Regions from separate parts of the Homo sapiens genome. Here all the other regions are linked to region 1. The links are chromatin contacts, found by Hi-C or POLR2A ChIA-PET in ENCODE. All regions are on one chromosome and are shown on one strand. Each heading gives the region's core, a stretch centred on a gene start or an enhancer-like site at or near the end of the contact. The rest is flanking DNA. Distances are from core to core; before and after follow the strand shown. Region 1 holds the start of KIFC3 (kinesin family member C3). Region 2 holds the start of CNOT1 (CCR4-NOT transcription complex subunit 1). Region 3 holds the start of PSME3IP1 (proteasome activator subunit 3 interacting protein 1).

Region 1 (4,535 bases), core at 1,451-3,950:
GTATAGAGTTTTCAGAAGTGACTGAAGTGTAAGTGGGAAGGAGAGGTTGGTCAGTGCCCAGTGCATCATGCCAAAGAGACGTGGAGGACTGAAAGCCCAGACAGGCAGAAAGCCTGAGCCTGTGGAGGGAGAAGGGCAGATGGCAAACTTCGGAGGGCTCAAAGAGTGGGGCGGGAGCTGGGGGAGGAAGCAGCCACTTCCTTCTCCTTGGGGGTGTTTGGCTAGGATGGGAAGGAGAGGATGTGGTGTCTAGAATAGGGGGAGAGTTGAGCATATTGGGGAGACAGAGAGACAGGAGTGACTAAAGCATTGAGAGGCAAAAATAAATAAATAAATAAATAATAAAGTAAAGGGTCCAGGGGTTAGGGGCCTGAAGATCTGGTGTCTGATGTTTGCAGAGCCCAACCCTGGAAGAATGCCAGGCACCTGGCGAGGAAGCCATGGTCTCTTCCTTCCTTGACTTAGAACAACTAGGAGGCTCCTAGGTTCAGTCTTACTGGGAAGGGGATGGGAATGTGGGCCAAAGGACAGGGCAGAGGCTGATCTAAATACGTGGGCCAGCTCCACTGAGGAAACTGAGATGGACCAGTGTGGCGTGGAAGAAACCAAGGGGAGCAGCCAAATGTCCTCTTCTCCAGGCTGCCTGGCACAGAGCTGGGCACACAACCAACCCTGCAGACCAGCTGTCCAATGGGCAAGGGAAGGAGCAAGGCAGGTCCATCTGCAGTCTCGGCTGCTGGGAAGGTGAGACAGTGCAGGGCATTGGAGGCTGACTCCACAGTGGACAGAGAAGACTTTCAGGGAGATCAGCTCAGCTCAGTCTGAGGGGCAGGGACAGGAGGAGATAGCGTTTCTGCGGTTATCAGGAAGGGAAGTGGAGGAGGCAGCCAGGAAGATATCGGGAAGAAAGAGGAAGGGCGTGTGCTAGATCCCGAAGAGGAAAAAGCAGCTGAATTTAGCAGCCTCAGGGGTGTGAAGGTCAAAAGTATCAAGGAATCTTAAGCCCAGGGTTCTGGGCCAAGAAAGCAGGACTCTCTCTCATTTACATGGGCATCTGAGATGAAACCTGGTGTCCGGGGACTTCTACCAACCTAGGATTCGTGGGGGAGGGCAGTGGGACTGGTTCAGAACCTGGCTCCCCTGTTTACTAGATGTCTGACCTTGGGAGAATTACTTTGCCTCTCCGTACTTCATTATCTCCATCTATAAAATGGGGAGAACACCACCTTATAGGGTTGCTCTAAAGATTAGACAAGGCCAAGTGTTCAGAACAATACTGGCATATACAAAGAGCTCCAAAATTTTATTTTTCAGTTACTTTGCTCCAGTGGTGGGTGAATGCAGAGGGCCTGGCTGGGGAAGAGGGTCTCTGCCTCTCTGGGTTTAGACCAGGACAGCAGAGCTGCAATACTCCCCCTGCCCTAGATCAGGGACATTGCAAAGACTGGGGGGACAGGCTGGACAGCTGCTCAGAGACTGCAGCAAGCAGGGCTTGGTCGCCCTGGGAGAGCAGGCAGAAGGTCAAGGAAGTTGTACAGGGAATGCCACCTCCCTGCACACCATCATCTATCCTGGGCTTTCCAGGGCAACCTAGATTTCAAACCCTCTGCTCCCTGGTGCCCCTGTGAACAGCAGAACTCACCACCCTGTGCCCCTAAAGTCCACTCACTGCAAATGCAGGGCCCCATTCTGAGACTGCATTCCTAGCAAATGACTCTCCCTGGTCAAGGAGACGGCTACTCTAACAAGGGCATGGGGAATACACGTCTGGGAAAGAATGGGTGCTCACCCTGTTCAGGCAGAGGAAAAGCCGGGGAAGGTGAAAGACCAGGGGTGGCCACAACCCGCAATCTTGAGACAGTGTTGGGGTATGGAGGTGGGGGCTGGGTGGCAGTAAATGGTACTCCAGAATTTAATTAAACACAGCTTCCTCTTTAATATCTCCCAGGACCAGGCCCTTCACTGCACCAGCCAGAGTTCTGCTCTAACTAGCAATGCTGGGCTTAAAGGGGTGGTCCTGGGATCGCCCTCCCTGCTGAGACCCTCACAACTGCTGCGGCTGTCAATGGCCCGATTCCTCACTGCCCGGAGGGCACCGGCCAAGGCCCTTCTTCCTAACCTCTGGGCGGGCGCACCCCGCCCCAGGCCCTGCCAGGGAAAAAGCGAACTCCCCAAGGGACGTGGTGGGAGGGACCCAAAGGCAGCCTTCCAGGGAGCCCTGGGGGTGGGGAAGACGCCAGGAAGGGGAGAGGGCGGCGCCGATTGACAAGCCCATCCCGGGTAGGGTCTGCGCTCTTCTCGTTCAATAAAATCCAAACGGGGTCCCGAGGCTGCTCGGATCCCGTGGGACACGCCGCCCCTGTGCCCAGCTCCCAGCAAGGTCCTCGACTCGGGCTGAACGGCGCTGGAGGGGACCTCGCAGGGCTGGGTCTCCCGGGCCTTTCCCTCCCCGCGCCCATAGCGGGTCCGGGCAGAGGGGTCCCGAGGGCAGGGCCGGCCCGGACGCGGCGCCCCAAACGGCGGGCCGGGCAGAGCCCAGCGCCCCGCTCGCACCCAGCCCGCCCGGGCCCCCCACTCACCGGCCTGGCGGAGGCAGGATCCAGGCGTCGCCGCAGCGCCCGGGGCTCGGCCCGGCCCGGCCCGCCGGCAGGAGGCAGCTCCACGCCGCCGCCTCCTCCTCGGCCAGCCCGCTCGCGCCCCTCCCGCACACTTTCCACAGGAAATGATTAACTCGGGCCGCGGCGCGTTCCCATGGCAACCGGCTCCGACCCCGGCGGGGGGCGGCGGCGCGCGCCCGCACTCACGCGCACTGGCGCGCACGCGTCAGCCCGGGCGCGCCCCCGCAGGTCTCCCGCCGGCACTCCCACTCCCACTCCCACTCCTTCGCGGGGCCTCCCACTCGGTCTCTCCCGCCTCCCCGCGTCCCGCACTCGCACTGGCACACGTGCTCATGCGTTCCCTGAAGGCTCTCACAAAACAGGCCTGCACACGGGCTGGCACACACGAGGCAGCCCACACAGCCCCACACCTGGTGAGCCATGCGTACTTTTGCACAGCCTCAAACCCGAGTGCAAAACTTCCACGCGAGTACTCACACATACACTTCTCACGCGGGCTCTCATACCAGTACGTGTCTTCCCATCCCAACACACACACAAGCTCTTACTCACGAGACAATACATGTACATCCCTTACCGTGTCCTTGCACGCGCTGGCGCACATGCACTCACACTGTTTACAGCGCACACGCTCTCACTCGCTCCACCACCTACTCGCTGGCCAGGCCGCCTTCTAGCCACAGCACTTCCTACCTCTGCACCCCCAGCCCCACCCCAGCAAATGAATATCTTCCCAGCAAGGAAGCTGCCTGGAGTCCCTTAAGGTAAAACACACCAATGGTGCAGCAGTTCCCGGCCTTGCTGCAGAAGGCCCTGCTACTGGGGCACCTAGAGCCTCAGAAGAGGCCTGGGGGAGGCCAGGGGCCTGCCAGCCGGGAGAGACAGCTGACCTGGAGGAGCCACTCTGTTCTTTGTCTCCCAAACAGAGGCAGCATTTTATTCCAGAGCCAGCAGCAATATTCTCCCTCACTCTCCACACCCCCGGGTGCGGAAGAGGAGAAAGCAAGTCACTCTGAAGCCAGCCCATGCAGGCTGACGGTTCTGCAGATAATCCCAGGAGGGCGGGTACTCTGTCCCTTCCTGCTTGTCAGGGGATGGCCCAAGAAGATCAAGGAGAGGACTGGAGGGGGTCGGGCAACTCCAGGTGGGTTCTATCTCCTGCTGCCGCCCAGGCGCTGGGCTGCCAGTCAAGAATCTCGACCAGCGACGGAGCCAAGGGCCTGGGCCTCAGATTGTTCTGGACGCCAGAGCAGGACAGTCACAGTCCCCCAGCTGGAAGCAGCCTAGTGCATGCTTTATTTGACAACTGAGATTCCTCAGTGAAGGCCTGATAGAGGGTGAATGTAACGCTCCTGGAATCATTCCCTAGAGAGTTAGATTTCCAGCTGAACACCACACTGGAGAACCCTTCCAATGGGAGAGAAAGCCTTATTTGGGGAGTTATGATCTCTGAATTCCTCTGCCTGCCCTCCAAACAGCAGTGATCCAGGGGACCGCAAGGGTGGATGAAGGCAAAATGTCTCTAGAATTCTGATTTAGTATCTATCTCCCTTGATTATAGTCCCTATGAGTTGATGGGGCGGGGGATGGGGAGGACAGAATGTCTTTAAAGTCCTGGTTCAAAACTGGAGACTTTTTCTTACTCAGGGATTGAGTACATTGACATTAACTGTAGGTCCTTCCCACCAAAGCCAAAGCCAGATTTTTAAATTAATAATAACATTTATTGTTCTTTTGCTTTGATTACAAAAGTAATAGATGTTCATTGTAACCATATCCCACACACTGGAGATAAATGCTGCCAACACTTTAGAAGTCTTTTTTTTTCCTGTGTACATAATAGATGCCATTATTGAAGCTAACACTGTGTCAGGCACAGCACTAAGCTCTTTATAAACAAAATCCCATTTAACCCTG
Region 2 (4,535 bases), core at 1,495-3,994, 830 kb after region 1:
ATAATCAAGTTCATAAATTCAAACTGGTTAAAAAGAAAGCTTCTCGGCTGGGCACCGTGGCTCACGTCTGTAATCCCAGCACTTTGGGAGGGTGAGGCGGGTGGATCATGAAGTTAAGAGTTCGAGACCATCCTGGCCAACATGGTGAAACCCTGTCTCTATTAAAATACAAAAATTAGCTGGGTGTGGTGGCGGGCACCTGTAGTCCCAGCTACTCGAGGGGCTGAGGCAGAATTGCTTGAACCCTGGAGGCAAAGGTTGCAGTGAACCGAGATTGTGTGCTGCTGCACTCCAGCCTGGTGACAGAGCGAGACTCCATCTCAAAAAAAAAAAAAAAAAAAAAGTTTCTCATAACCAGATCAGAATCTATCCTAAAACATACTCAGAAAAAGTAACATGCAAGGTAATTTGAAATCAGACTTTAAAGCATGTTTTGAAAAGATGGCAAGCATTTCCATTTGTTTTCATAGCTTTTTTTAATGACTTGACTCCAAATAAGAAGGATGTCTTATTATTTAGCTTGACAACATCTATGTTAAAGAGACTAGGATCTAAACCCCGAAGAGAAATTCAGAAACTAGAAAAAAAGAAAATGAACCCGGGGTGTTAAGCTGGGAACCAAAAAGAGCACATTTCAATTCTTTTCCACCGTAATGCCACAAAACCGTACCTTAAAACTTCTAAGATTACAATCTTAGGTAAGAAAAGGAAATATTTTCAGTTACAAATAGACATGTCTTTGCGCCTTCATTCTAGACTTTTTTTTGAGACGGAGTCTCCCCGTCCCCCAGGCTGGAGTGCAGTAGCTCTATCTCGGCTCACTGCAACCTCCGCCTCCCGGGTTCAAGCAATTCTCCTGCCTCAGCCTCCCAAGTAGCTGGGATTACAGGCACCTGCCACCACGCCCGGCTAATTTTTGTATTTTTAGTAGAGACGCGGTTGTGACATGTTGGCCAGGCTGGTCTCGAACTCCTGACCTCTGGTGATTCACCTACCTTGGCCTCCCTAAGTGCTGGGATTACAGGCGTGAGCCACCGCGCCCAGTCGATTCTAGACTTGTTTCCACTAAGACTTGGGGAACCCACACTTGTTGAAAAGGAACTAACTCTCCAAACTAGTTTTATCAACATGCTATCATTTCAGTCAAAGCACAGCTAGCCACCTAAAACCATGTATCATCAATGCATATTCTCCTTAGACAAGGTAACAATTTGCAGTATCCTAAAACATAATTATTTAAACTGTTACCACATGTCTTCTTAATAGCTAAAATACTCTGCTGCCAATCTTTAAAAGGGTAGGAATACCAACCGGGACCACAGATCACTTAAGTATTAAACCCAAGTACCTATAGAAAAAAATTGTTCTTAATCTGTTTGACCTTCCTCCTAATATTTTACTTGCCTTCCCTCATTTTTTTAATCCATGTATTCCCTATTCCTATCAAAGGGGCTGTCATAAGGAAAACGTTCGGCATTGTTTCAAACAGTATAATTATATTCACTCAATCACTGACTTAAAAAAAAAAAAAAACCCAAGTAGTCACAGGCTATCGAATTGTAGAGAAATCGGCAGGGTAGGTTAAGCATTGTTACTCAGTTTTCAGGAAGAAAACAGACTTTATTAGAGTCCTAAGAAATGTGACATTTGATTAACTTCATGGGAAAAGTTTGTCATAAAGTTTATTTTAAATACAACATTTTCAAACGCACAGATGTCAAGCATTCTTTTTTAATCTACAAAGCTTACTCCTCGGGGAGTTAGTATCTGTGAGCCCTCTTGGGTGAATTCTGCAAAGGAGGTGGTACTGAAAAAGTATTATTTGTGTTTGGCCTTAAGTACCTCTACAAGACCTGCCGTGGATCTTATCAGCCTTGAGGCCTACAAGTGCTCAGCTCACTAGCGGGACACTTGTCCTGGGTGAGCAGGACCGCCACTACTGCAGACACCGGACCGAGTAGGTGGGGGCCAACTTCAAAGAAAGTGTGAGCGCCCAGGCGCGCGAGTGGAACAAAACCTGTAGCAAGTAATAAGGAAGTGCTTGCTCCCGCCCGCCCTTCCCATCCGGGGACACCCGAAACCTGGGGGGCTTTGACAACGTGCTGGGGGCGTAAGACGGGGAGAGTGGCAGCTCCGAGTACACGGAGAAGAACTGGAAACATGCAAAAACTCCAAACACGGTCCCCCCCGCCAGAAGCCCTAGGCCTCGGAAGCCGATGCCCACTGCAACCATCAGGGAGCAGAGACAGAAACAGTAGTTAAGGAGGTCGTGGAGGTCTCAGAGGGGTGCAACCCGCGCGAAGCCAGGCCCAGCGACACGAACTGCCGCCGCTGCCGCCCCCTGAGCCTCCAGGCCCGGGACAGAGACCACCATGGGTCTCACCCCGCGCTCTACCCTCCGCTTCCTGGAGCCTTCTCGCTGGCCTCTCATCTTCAGAGCGCGAAGCCTCCGAGAGCCGTGTGGAGAAGAGTCCGCCCTCTCCCGCCTCGTCCCACTTCCCCGTCCCGGCTGCCTCTCACTCCCTAGAGCTCCGGGAAACGCTTCCAGTGGCCCCAGGTCCACCCCTGTTCCTCCTCCCACCGGCTCTCGCGTTCCCAAGCTGACACCGCCACCCTACCCTAGCCCCTGACGCCAACCCGCCTCACCTCAGGCGGCTCCGGCAGCGCTGGACACAGGAAACTCCTGGGTCCCCGACTCCGGCTCTCCTCGACCCCCTCTTCGGTTAACTCCGCTTGTTTCTCTACAAAATGGCGCCGGAGGTCGCGCGCTCACGTCGCGGCCTTTCCCCTCCCCGTTCCCATTTCATCATTCGCTGCCCGCCCGAGGAGGGATGGCCCCAGAGCCAGCCAATGGCCGCGCCCCGCCTGTGGCTTCTACCCAATCACCGACAGGTGCCCGCGGATTTAAACCAATCACACTCTATCACTTGCAGAAGTCGAGGAAGAAATCAGGCTCCTGCTAGCAACTACCAATCCGGCCTCCTACTTCGCGGACTTTGGCCAATTGCCGCTCACCAGGCCCAGGGGACCGGAGTCAGAGCCCTCGCGCCTGCGCTCGAGGCGAGGGCCAATAGGGAGAGGCTGATAACTTCGATTTGGGGCTTCACGTACTTCCCACCTGCCCTGGAGGGCTGCGACCAGTGGGGCTTGGCATTGCCTTTGAGGAACAATAAATTATGGAAGGGGCCCATAACTCCTCGCCACCCTGCGCGGGAACTACTTTGAATTACAGTGAAACAGCTTTCCTCCACTTTCCTTCCTCTTTCGAAATGTCACGGTCCAGTAGACTTCGGGGATTCCCAACCGAAACAATCCCCTCCCCTAGTGTCCCTTTGGCGGGGAACGCCAGCCAGAAAGCAAGCCAGGTTGTGACTAGAGTTGGGGCGCTTTGCATCCTGGGATGTGTAGTCGCGCTCCTCTACCCCGTTCCCATCGCAGAAGTAATGCGTCTTCGTTCGTCGCTGCGCCCTAGAAGGAGCAGTGCATGCTGGGGGTTGTAGTCACCCAGGTGGCCACCTTGTCCTCGCTTGCTTCGCTTTGGTCAAGGGAACTTTCTGTTTTAGTTCTGTCTATTGAAGAAGGGACACCTTCCAGAGACGCCTTCCAGAGACGTAGGAGACGCAAGTTCTCTTCCTGGCTTAAGTCCTAGAAGCCGTCTAAGAAAGGATACCCATGTCCTTTGCTCTCAAGAGAAAAAGCATAGAAACATATTTTGCTATGGTTTGTTTGTTAACTATGATAGTTGGTAAGATTTTATACTCACCTGTACCCAAAAGAGAAAGGATTGGGAAGGAAGTGTTGACTGGTTAGCTCTATTACCTTTTGAAATTAAGGCCGGGCGCGGTGGCTCACGCTTGTAATACCAGCTCTTTGGGAGGCTGAGGCGGGTGGATCACGACGTCAGGTGATCGAGACCATCCTGGCTAACACGGTGAAACCCCATCTCTACTAAGATACAAAAAATTAGCCGGGCGTGGTGGCGCACACCTGTAATCCCAGCTACTTAGGAGGCTGAGGCAGGAGAATCGCTTGAACCCGGGAGGCGTGGGTTGCAGTGAGCAGAGATCGCGCCACTGCACTCCAGCCTGAGCGACAGAGCAAAACTCTGTCTCAAAAAAAAAAAAAAAAAAAAAAAGGCAGGGCGCTGCGGATCACGCCTGCAATCCCAGCACTTTGGGAGGCCGAGGCGGGCGGATCACGAGGTCAGGAGATGGAGACCATTCCGGCTAACACGGTGAAACCCCGTCTCTACTAAAAATACAGAAAAATTAACCGGGCGTAGTGGCGGGCGCCTGTAGTCCCAGCTACTCGGGAGGCTGAGGCAGGAGAATGGCGTGAACCCGGGAGGCAGAGGTCGCAGTGAGCCGAGATCGCGCCGCTTGACTCCAGCCTGGGCGACTGAGCGAGACTCCGTCTCCAAAAAAAAAAAAGAAAAGAAAAAGAAATTCAAACCTATCCCTGTGCTCACCCCTGTCCTCAGACTAGGCTCAGTAGGTGGTCTTCTGGCCATCTCTCTCATATTACCTCTCGTGCCC
Region 3 (4,535 bases), core at 1,446-3,945, 620 kb before region 1:
TTTTTTTGAGATAGGGTCTCGCTCTGTCACACAGACTAGAGTGCAGTGGCATGATCTCAGCTCATTGCAACCTCCACCTCCCAGGTTCAAGCGATTCTCCTACCTCTGCCTCCCGAATAGCTGGGATTGCAGGTGCCCGCCACCATGACTGGCTAATTTTTGTATTTTTAGTAGAGACAGGGTTTCACCATGTTGGCCAGGCTGGTCTCAAACTCCTGACCTCAAGTGATCTGCCCACCTCGACCTACCAAAGTGCTGGGATTACAAGTGTAAGCTACCACGCCCAGCCAAAAATATTAATTCTTAAATAGAAAAGCTAACAAGATAGTAAAGAATTTGGACACAATCTAGAAGGTGAAAACCAGAAATTAAGCCCAATATTCAAAATGGATTTCATCCTGAGGACTTCTCTGACCTAAAAGCTAAAGTTTCAGTGCCTTTATGAGATAACAGAAACAAGTTCAAGCCAGGAGCCCATCCAGGGAGTGGAGTCTGACAACTACCTCCCTCTCCATCTTAATCTTGTGCCCAAAAGAACTACAGCTTCAAAGTAAAGGTGAACTGGGAAGTAAAACAGCAGGAATAATGGACAACAGAAACAGACTCCCCCAAAGGGAATTCAGACAGTGGAATTAAACATAGAGATTATAAAAACAACTATACTTTCCATGTTTAAAGAAATAAAATTAAGCCTCAAAATAGTAAGAAATAAAAAACTGTAAAAGTGTCACAAACCAAACAGAACTTCAGAAACTAAAAATTGCAATATATGATTTAAGATTTCAGAGGCCGAGTTTAATAACAATGGAAATAACTTGAGAATAAATTATCCAGAATGTACTACGAAAGAACAGAGTAAAAGACATAGAGAAAAGAGTGAAAAGGTTTAGTTAAATCGATAAAAAAAAAAAGAGAAACAATGGGAAGAAGCAATATATGCATATAAAATGGCTGAGAATTTTACAGAATTAATGAAAGACACTAATCCACAGATTCAAGAAGTCTAATAAATACCAAACAAATTGAACAAAAACAAACCCATAGTTCCATAGAGCATAGTGGAAATACAGAAAACCAAACACAAAACAATCTTTTTTTTAAACTTGTCGATACTTGATTTTAGACAAAACAATCTTAACAACATATTCTATAGTAAAGAGTGAAACATAATATTTAAGAATGAAGACAAAGTATGTTCAAAAGGTGACTAATGGTGAACACGTTGAAAATGCTTAATTTAGCTGCCATAAAGGCATAATTACACTATGACTGACCCTGTACGTACATCGCACTTGTTACTTGATTTACCACATACGTGGTTTTCAATAGCTAAAGCAGCAGCTTGATTCTAACCAAGCATCACCATTCTTGGAAGATGAAAGTGAAGACTGATAATCAACTAAATGGTTTTGACACAATTATTCCTTTCTTATATCATGAAGCACTTCCCCACAGGGTAAGGACATGAAGACTTCAGTTGAGAAAGATAATCGGGCAGCCTCTACTTTCAGATCCTTACAAATTGTTCGCAGGTCATCTAACTAAAAGACTGTAAAAGCTGCTGTCGGCTCAATACTTTGTATCAAAAAGGAGTCTACCCACTGATTCCCTTCAAATATTTCAGAAGGGTGCCTTCCATTTTATGGTGTCCCTGTGGACACATGAATACACCAAATAACTGATGAATCGACAAATCTTATGTCACAGGTGGTAGGCAAGAGGTCATCGGGAATTCCGATCACCAGGCTCGCATCTGGCTTCTTGGGTCCCACTCCTGAACTAACCAGTCGGGCTACCCGAGCGTGCGGGAGTCTGAGAAACTGCATTTTAAAAGGGCCCCAGGAGATCTTGTTTTCCACTAACATTAAAGAACCACGACTACGAACAAACAGGTCTCCCCCTTTCCTCTGTGTGGACTGACAGTCACAAGGACCACCAACTCTCAAGCATGACGCTTCAACTCTCTTTGTTTCTTAAGTTTTCTGCAAAACGGGCCAGCTGGCTTGTTTTCCGTAATAGAAAATTCGCTTGGCACAGCAACTGGTACATGGCACACAATAAATGTGCTTCCCATCCTGCACTGCCATTCTGGGATTCAACCATTTCCAACCAGACGCCGCACATCCGAGTGAGTAACCTGGACCTGTTCCAAGACCTCTGGAACGGAGCCTGCTACTCACTTGAAACCTGGGTGGCCCTACCTAGCAGAAAATTGGGGAAACCCCATTAAACGCCCGGCAGTGTTGGGCCCGCCTGAAAGGGTCCTCGCCGCGACCCAGATGCCTTCCCGCGGGCACCCTCAGCTCCCCTCAGGCTGGGCCCGCAAGCCCCAGGCTTCGGCTACTCCGGACAAGGAGCGGGTGCGCGGACTGAGAACAGGCCTGGCCCTAACCCTAACAGCAGCCGCAGCTCATCTCTTCCGTAAGGAAGCTGGAACCCAGGTGTCGCCGCCAGGCCAGGACCGAGGCCGCACTCACCTACCGGCGCGCGGGAGGCGAGACGACCTCACCTCGGCGGCGCCCACCCCAAACCGCCACCGCAGAGCCGCTCGCTCTTAAAAAAGAAAAAAAAATGAAAGGAAGAAAGAAAGAAACAGAGGAAGGAATGAATGAAAGAAAGAAAAAAAAAAAGAAAATAGCCTTTGCTTTTGTATTTCTTTTGACCCTTCAGGGCTTCCTGTTCCTCACCGCCACAATAGAGTCCCGCCCCACTTCCGGCGACGTAACCCAATCCGCGGAGCTCTTCCTCCCCGGGAGCCCGATGGAAATCCGGTACCCTGAAAACGAGCCGGAGAGACTTGATTGGGCCATTCACGCCTCAGGATGAGGACTGGCCAGTCTGCGCCTGGAGGGCGGGCCGGTCCCGCTGATCACGTGACACGATTTTTGAAAGGTGATTGGCTGTCAAGGAGAGGGCTTGCCACCGAGGAAGGGGCGTTTCCTAGGGGACTGAGGGAGGGCTGGGGCGGTACGAAGCGGGGGTGGGCTCTGCGCGTAATGGCAGCGCCGTGGCCTCGCGTCCATCTTTGCCGTTCTCTCGGACCTGTCACAAAGGAGTCGCGCCGCCGCCGCCGCCCCCTCCCTCCGGTGGGCCCGGGAGGTAGAGAAAGTCAGTGCCACAGCCCGACCGCGCTGCTCTGAGCCCTGGGCACGCGGAACGGGAGGGAGTCTGAGGGTTGGGGACGTCTGTGAGGGAGGGGAACAGCCGCTCGAGCCTGGGGCGGGCGGACCGGACTGGGGCCGGGGTAGGCTCTGGAAAGGGCCCGGGAGAGAGGTGGCGTTGGTCAGAACCTGAGAAACAGCCGAGAGGTTTTCCACCGAGGCCCGCGCTTGAGGGATCTGAAGAGGTTCCTAGAAGAGGGTGTTCCCTCTTTCGGGGGTCCTCACCAGAAGAGGTTCTTGGGGGTCGCCCTTCTGAGGAGGCTGCGGCTAACAGGGCCCAGGTGAGAGGCAGCTATCTATCTCCTGGGGTGGCTCCTGGTACCGATGGGGTCCTGACCTACTCAGGGGTGCCCGGGATAGAAAGGGTAGATGAAGGGACGCTTTAGGAGGGTTCTTTTTGTGGAGTTTACGGTCTAGGTGGCACGGATGAGGCATACCTCCCCGGGGAGATTTAGAAACGCCTTGGGATAGAGAGAGAATGGGGCTAGGAAGCAGGAGCTAGAACTAGCGGAATGTCCTACTACGGAAGCCGGAGCTGAAAATTGGGTAAGGACCTTGGGGAGAGGGGATTTCTGGGCGGTGATGGGAAGAAGACACCTCCATCCACAGGAAAGCCAGAGTGGGGAGTAGTGAAAGGGAAACGGGAATTATTCCCTCTCTCTGTAGATCGACCAGGTGTCCCAGACACAGGATCCAACTGCTTCCGGGCTTATTGCCCGAGTGGGGTGGGGAGAGTCTATCCCACCAACACCCCTTGCGTGAGTCCAAATTAGGCATTTGTCTCTCCTGCTGCCTCACTTTCCCCGTCTTTGGGGAGGGAAACCGACTGAGACCGAGGCGGTCGGCTGAGACTCCGAGGTCCTGTCTTGTATAGTTCTCTGAGAGAGGTTGCTCCCCCTGGAGTGTTGTACTTTGAACTTTGAAGGGTTAGAAGTGTCTGTTATCGACTGAGTAGAATCCCGCAGTTTTCCAGGCCCTTTACCTACCATCTGTTCTTGCTTAGTGGAGTGACTTAACCTCCTTAAGTCTCTACTGTAAAATAACCAGCGCAGTATGTGAAAGTACAAATTACAAGCTGCGTGAACGTAAGTTAGTGTGATTCTACCACCAAACGGGTTGCTGTTGAGGAATAAAAGTGAAGGCACTTTCTAAAATGTAAAGTAGTATGTAGAGGTAAGGGGTGGGATTAATACAGTCGTTGTCTGTCACCTGCGGAGTGCTGGGAGCCATATTGTACTGAAAGCTTCAAGGTTCACAGCTTCTTAGGTCATATTAAGATCTAAACCCATGGTTTCAAACCCTGCTTAGATGGGGATGGTGGGATTTCCAGCTTTTGCTCTCAGAGTTTTCATTTACTTTGAACTTCTTATGGTG

Evidence for each region. A loop is a pair of places that touch in the nucleus more often than their neighbours do. ChIA-PET counts read pairs that join two places held with the same protein, here RNA polymerase II (POLR2A). Pooled maps may share reads with other maps.
Region 2: a loop to region 1 is called in a pooled map, with 4 times the contacts of the local background. The contact joins the promoter of CNOT1 here to the promoter of KIFC3 in region 1. A Hi-C loop is called at or near these places in 1 of 37 single-sample maps with no recorded cell type and 10 of 50 pooled maps. POLR2A ChIA-PET finds 5 or more read pairs at or near these places in 1 of 52 experiments (HepG2).
Region 3: a loop to region 1 is called in a map of ascending aorta, with 4 times the contacts of the local background. The contact joins the promoter of PSME3IP1 here to the promoter of KIFC3 in region 1. A Hi-C loop is called at or near these places in 1 of 168 maps with a recorded cell type or tissue (ascending aorta) and 4 of 50 pooled maps. POLR2A ChIA-PET finds 5 or more read pairs at or near these places in 1 of 52 experiments (MCF 10A).

The regions. Positions count from the first base shown.
Region 1 is chr16:57,799,791-57,804,325 of GRCh38, forward strand. KIFC3 (kinesin family member C3) reads right to left here and starts at 2,701. Exons shown (of 20, transcript NM_001130100.2): 1 at 2,580-2,701. RefSeq lists enhancers at 1,644-2,320, 2,998-3,674.
Region 2 is chr16:58,627,082-58,631,616 of GRCh38, forward strand. CNOT1 (CCR4-NOT transcription complex subunit 1) reads right to left here and starts at 2,745. Exons shown (of 49, transcript NM_016284.5): 1 at 2,647-2,745. RefSeq lists enhancers at 1,822-2,498, 2,499-3,174, 2,623-2,832, 3,123-3,612.
Region 3 is chr16:57,183,344-57,187,878 of GRCh38, forward strand. It overlaps PSME3IP1 (proteasome activator subunit 3 interacting protein 1), which reads right to left and starts at 2,696. Exons shown (of 7, transcript NM_024946.4): 1 at 2,478-2,696. RSPRY1 (ring finger and SPRY domain containing 1) reads left to right here and starts at 2,986. Exons shown (of 15, transcript NM_133368.3): 1 at 2,986-3,108. RefSeq lists enhancers at 2,321-2,370, 3,682-4,326 and a silencer at 3,071-3,280.